2 separate regions of the Mus musculus genome follow, and region 2 is linked to region 1. The links are chromatin contacts, found by Hi-C or POLR2A ChIA-PET in ENCODE. All regions are on one chromosome and are shown on one strand. Each heading gives the region's core, a stretch centred on a gene start or an enhancer-like site at or near the end of the contact. The rest is flanking DNA. Distances are from core to core; before and after follow the strand shown. Region 1 overlaps Fkbp10 (FK506 binding protein 10). Region 2 overlaps Cavin1 (caveolae associated 1).

Region 1 (2,683 bases), core at 57-2,556:
GGGGAGGATCTATGTGGGCATGGGGAGCAGCTATGGCTGGTTCAGGATCACAACCTCAGGAGCTTTCTGGAGGCTTTGGTGACCAATCACTGGCCTTAGGCAGCAATCCTGTCTTAAGGTCCTGGGATGTGTTAGCTTTCTGTTACTGTAACAAAAATACAGCAACCAACTTAAAAGGTGGGGGGAGTTACTTGGCTTTATAGTTTGGGAAGTTTCAGGCTGTACTACTTGGCAACAATTGTTTCCGGCCTGTGGTGGCAGAGTAGTCATGGTGGGAAGTACTTCATGATGAAATAGCCTTTTGGCCTTAAGGTAGCCTGGTACAAGAGAGACTAGGGCCTTACAATCCACTTCCAAGAATACACCAACGGTCAGTTCCCTTTCTGTTGTAACAAAACAACCTCGGCAGCTTATAAATACAGTTGGTTGGGCTTGTGATTTTAGAAGGTTAGAGTCCTTGACGATGGCCAAAGGGGAAGCGGGAGAACCTGAGAGCCTACGCCTTGGTCCACAAACAGGAGGCAGAGAGGACACAGGAGTAAGGTAGGGCACAGAGGGTGTTTTGGAAGCCTCAAAGCCTGCCCCTGCGGCAGATGCCTACCATGAAGGCCACACCGAATCCTTCCCAAACAGCACTGCTAACTGGGGAACCAAGTATCCAAATATATGACCGAGCGGGACTATTCTCATTCAAACCACCACACCAACGAAACTTTCCACGAGCCCCGCACCTTCTAACAGCCTCCTGAGCTGGAGACCAAGCCTTCGGGGACATCCTGACACCAAACTGTAGCACTGGGCAAGAGGATGCTGCTTAGGAATAGTGAGGGTGGGATGTGGCCTTGTCGTTTTCTGGAAAGCCCCAGTCCGCCGAGAAAGCACGGGGCATCTCCATCACTGTGTGCAGAATGAGACAGGCAAGTGAGGGTGAACAGACTGGCTGGGGAGAGAGGCAGTTCTCTCTAGGACTGTAACATCTGAAGTCAGTTTCCTCCCCTCTGGCAAGAAGGAGAAAGGAAGGTGGGAGTGCTGCGGTCCTGAGAACGGATCTGTATAAACAAGTGTGATCTGGCCTGGGTGGACTGATTCTTGGGCTTTAGAGGTTGTCTGAGGTCATGGACACTGTTTTTTGCCTTCAGCTAAGACAATAAGGAACTGGGCTCCTCTGCAGGCCTCTCCTGCAGACCCTTATCTCTGGACAGTAACTCCCAAGGCCCCAGGCCTCTTCACACCCACAGGCATCTGATTAGGCCTGAAGGAGGGACGTGTGAAGATCGCCATCTGGCGTCTGGAGTTCATGAGGCCATGACAACTGCCTGACTCATCCCCCATTTCTGCACTTGCCCTCGGGGTAAAAGTGCTCTCCTGAGCTGGGGAGATTGCTCAGCCTTTCGGTAAAGTGCTTACCATGCAAGCCCCCACCCCCCACCCCCCAACCATGTGACAAGCAGGTACAGTATTGCACCTGTAATCCCAGCTCCGATTTGCAAACCAGTCAATCTAGCCTAATTTTTTTGACCGCCAAGTTCAGTGAGAGATCCTGTCTGAAAAAAATAAGGTTTATGTAGGGCCTCGTGAGATGGTTGAGCAGCCCGCATGGTGGTGCACTTGGGAGTCAGAAGCAGGCAGCTCTCTTGAGGACGGCCTGATCTACATTGCAAGCTCCTGGACAGGTTTACAAGGAGAGACCTGCCTCAAAAAAAGAGGGCAGGGGAGAGAGGACTCTGTAATTAAAAGCACTGACTGCTCTTCCAGAAGACCTAGCCTTGATTCTCAGTACCCACATGGCAGTTCACAGTTGTCTGTAATCCAGTCCTAGGAGATCCAATGCTGTCTTCCAGCCTCTCTAGGCATCAGGCATACATATGGTATACAAACAGACTATAGGTAAAACACAAACACATTAAAAAACCTAAGAGGAGCTGGTGAGATGGTTCAGCAGTTAAGAGCGCCGACTGCTCTTCCAAAGGTCCTGAGTTCAAATCCCAGCAACCACATGGTGGCTTACAACCATTTGTATCTGATGCCATCTTCTGGAGTGTCTGAAGACAGCTACAGTGTACTTACATATAATAAATAAATAAATATTTTTTAAAAAAGGAAAAAAAAACCTAAAAGATAAAGGTGAGAGAGCCCATACTGCTCTTCAGGAGGGCCACATTCAGTTCCCAGCACACACGTGGCAGATAACAATTGGCTCTAACTCCGGTCTCAGGGCATCTGATAGACCCTTTTGTGGATTCTGTGGGTGCCAGGCACACATGTAGTACAAAAGACATACATGCAGGCAAAACATCCACCTATCCATCTATGAACACATACAAACACACTAAAAAAATTAAAAAGTGGAGAGAGATTGCCAGGGACGTCGGAACTCAGCCACCAGTCCCACACACATACAGGCATACAATAAAAGCACCAAAAAGAAAACCAGACATCTGTCCACTTCTGGAGGTCTTCAGTTTAGCCTTTTATTGACACAAAGGAGAAAGGACTGGATCAGTTTAGCCTTTGAGTCCAAGACCCTGCCCACCTTCCTCCCCTCAGATTAGCACCAAGTGCAGGTTCTCGAAACCCTTGGGCCTGAGCAGGCTTTCCTCTTACACAACCTTTCATTTTAGAGGGAACTTCTTAAGATGAGAGACCTGACCCCGGTGGCTTGGGAGGAGAAGAGTGAGAATGG
Region 2 (2,683 bases), core at 70-2,569, 530 kb before region 1:
ACTACTGAAGTCAGAAGGAATGCTGGGAGAGGCTGGGGCCTTCCTACACTCAGTACAAGGAAAGCATTCCTTCAGCGCCTCAGTGAATAAGAGGCAAAGGGATGGCGCATGCCCTAGGATTCCAATGGTAGGACTAAGCCCCATTTGTGGCAGGTGGAGACTACAAATCCCAGCATGCCTTGTGCTCTGGATACCTTGCCTGCTGGGAGGTGTAGTAGTGTAATAGATAGCGTGAAATGGCTTGGTGCCCGACAGAGCTGGTGCCCAGTTGGGAGACGAAGTGGAGACGGTATTCCCTTTTTGTTCCTGCTAATGTTATTGACAAGGAGGGAAGGAAGTTGGGAGGAGGTGTTCCTAGTTTCTAGTGTAAACCAGGAAACCCTAGGGGATGTGAATGGGAGGGAATAGGAAAGGGATTGGGGATGGGGAAGGAATTTCTGTAGCAGGTGGTATAAAGATTTCATGTAGCCTATGAATAGATGTGTGTGTCTCTGTGTATCCTTTTCGTGTGTGTGTGTCTGTTTATGGGAAGAATTTATGTTGTTTTCTCAGGAGATGGGATTTTCTTAGAATTCTGGAAACTGGCCTGGAAAAAACATTTTGGAAAAAAATGTGCCCTTCTCCCTTATTCCTTGGACTTAAATACCTAAAACGAGTCTGGGCCATTTTCAGATCTCCCATTGAAGATCTGGGTCAGACTTGTTTCTGTTCTATGTGCACCCACAACTACTCTTTGGTAGTGGTATGTTGGGGGAACCGTAAAATGATGAACTGTTGATCGCAAGTCAGGTTATTAAAAAATGTCCACAGACTCAAGACTAGGACTGGTGCTAGGGTCTCTGAGAGGAAGAGAGGAGCTAGCTTAGAGTTCTAGAGTTATAGGCAGTCCTGGATGGGAAAACCAGCCTCCCCATGCCTGGCTCTTTAAACTCTGGCCTGGGAAACAAGACAAGACTAGAATAGCCGCCCTCCCTTCTATTCCAGGGCAGAGAAAACAGAACCAGAAGAAATGTTCAGACTGGGGAGAAAACAGATCCTTGGAGTTCTGCCAGTATGAGAAAGTCAAGGATGAAAATGGTCTGCTGTAGGCAGAGCTCTCCTTCCCCCAAACTGGTTAAAATCCCGAGAACAAACTTCCATTACTTTAGTTTAAAGCTACATCGCTCTTTTGGGGGCCGGGGGGTGGGGATGGGGGGTCGGCTTTGTACCTATCCGCTGGAGGCTTCAACTTCTAAACTCTCCCAAACTGTTTTTTTTTTTTGTCCCGTTTGGGACAGCGTGTAAGTTAGGGCACCAGAGGGCGCTCTGCTATTTCCAAAAGTTAAGCAGTCTCTTCCGAAGTCACAGCGGTTTGTGTAAGGGTCCCTGGGAATATTTAGTGTAATCATAATGGTGATCAGTTTCTGACCCGAAGCTTTGCTCTCTCCGCGTGCTGCCTGTATAAGGACCATTCGACAGACTGGTCGTGACCAGTTCCATACCAGGCACTGGGGTGTTCGAGAGTGAACAAGTCTAGTGGATTTCATCCTCACCACATAGGTACCCCAATGCTCTCCCCAGAATCGCCAGCACCCTATTCAGCTTCACCAGGGGTCCTATCCAGCCCTCGCTCTGCCCTTTCCAGTGGCATTTCTCATGTCTGCTCTGTTCTCCTCTTAGGATGAAGTCAAGCTGCCGGCCAAACTGAGCGTCAGCAAGTCGCTGAAAGAGTCGGAGGCACTGCCTGAGAAGGAGGGTGACGAGCTGGGCGAGGGCGAGCGGCCCGAGGATGACACCGCGGCGATCGAGCTGTCGTCCGACGAGGCGGTGGAGGTGGAGGAGGTGATCGAGGAGTCCCGCGCCGAGCGCATCAAGCGCAGCGGCCTGCGGCGCGTGGACGACTTCAAGAAGGCCTTCTCCAAGGAGAAGATGGAGAAGACCAAGGTGCGCACGCGTGAGAACCTGGAGAAGACGCGCCTGAAGACCAAGGAGAACCTGGAGAAGACACGGCACACGCTGGAGAAGCGCATGAACAAGCTGGGCACGCGCCTGGTGCCCGTGGAGCGACGAGAGAAGCTGAAGACATCCCGGGACAAGCTGCGCAAGTCCTTCACGCCCGACCATGTGGTGTATGCGCGCTCCAAGACCGCTGTCTACAAGGTGCCGCCTTTCACCTTCCACGTCAAGAAGATCCGCGAGGGCGAGGTGGAGGTGCTGAAGGCCACCGAGATGGTGGAGGTGGGTCCCGAGGACGACGAGGTTGGCGCGGAGCGCGGCGAGGCCACTGACCTGCTGCGCGGGAGCAGCCCCGACGTGCACACGCTGCTGGAGATCACCGAGGAGTCGGACGCCGTCCTGGTGGACAAGAGCGACAGCGACTGAGCAGGACTCGCAGGGCTCTGCCCTGGAGGCCGGCGCCTGACCCTGCCGCCCCCTGATCCCCCACCCCTGCCCACACCGCCTTTCCCTTTTCAAACTTTCTCTTTTGCATTCTAAGCCCCAGTCTGGTTGGGCTTTTTTTTTTTTTTTTAAACAAACCGGGGGGGGGGGAATACACCCCCCCCCCCGAAGAGCAGCCCTCCAAAGCACAGGCCTTAGACCGAGGGGAGGTGGTCTCTCACCAGCGACAGCCTCAATTTGGACACAGTCTGGGTAGGATATGGGAAGAATGACCCATGCCCTGGTTGTCTTGATCCAGGATGCT

The links. A loop is a pair of places that touch in the nucleus more often than their neighbours do. ChIA-PET counts read pairs that join two places held with the same protein, here RNA polymerase II (POLR2A).
Region 2: a map of v-Abl transformed pro-B cells shows a loop between it and region 1 (3-fold over the local background). The contact joins two enhancer-like sites. A Hi-C loop is called at or near these places in 2 of 37 maps with a recorded cell type or tissue (both v-Abl transformed pro-B cells). POLR2A ChIA-PET finds 5 or more read pairs at or near these places in 1 of 5 experiments (Patski).

What each region holds. Positions count from the first base shown.
Region 1 is chr11:100,424,599-100,427,281 of GRCm38, reverse strand. Fkbp10 (FK506 binding protein 10) reads right to left here. Exons shown (of 10, transcript NM_010221.2): 10 at 2,442-2,683. It also overlaps a transcript of Nt5c3b not described here. Among named protein-coding and RNA genes, the nearest start is that of Fkbp10, 10 kb to the right of the region's middle. Within about 2 kb of position 1,306, at least 1 of the 3 ENCODE cell types and tissues checked has a DNase peak (open chromatin) inside an H3K27ac peak, as active enhancers do.
Region 2 is chr11:100,958,302-100,960,984 of GRCm38, reverse strand. It overlaps Cavin1 (caveolae associated 1), which reads left to right. Exons shown (of 2, transcript NM_008986.2): 2 at 1,660-2,683. The coding sequence ends at 2,361. Among named protein-coding and RNA genes, the nearest start is that of Cavin1, 11 kb to the left of the region's middle. Within about 2 kb of position 1,319, at least 2 of the 3 ENCODE cell types and tissues checked have a DNase peak (open chromatin) inside an H3K27ac peak, as active enhancers do.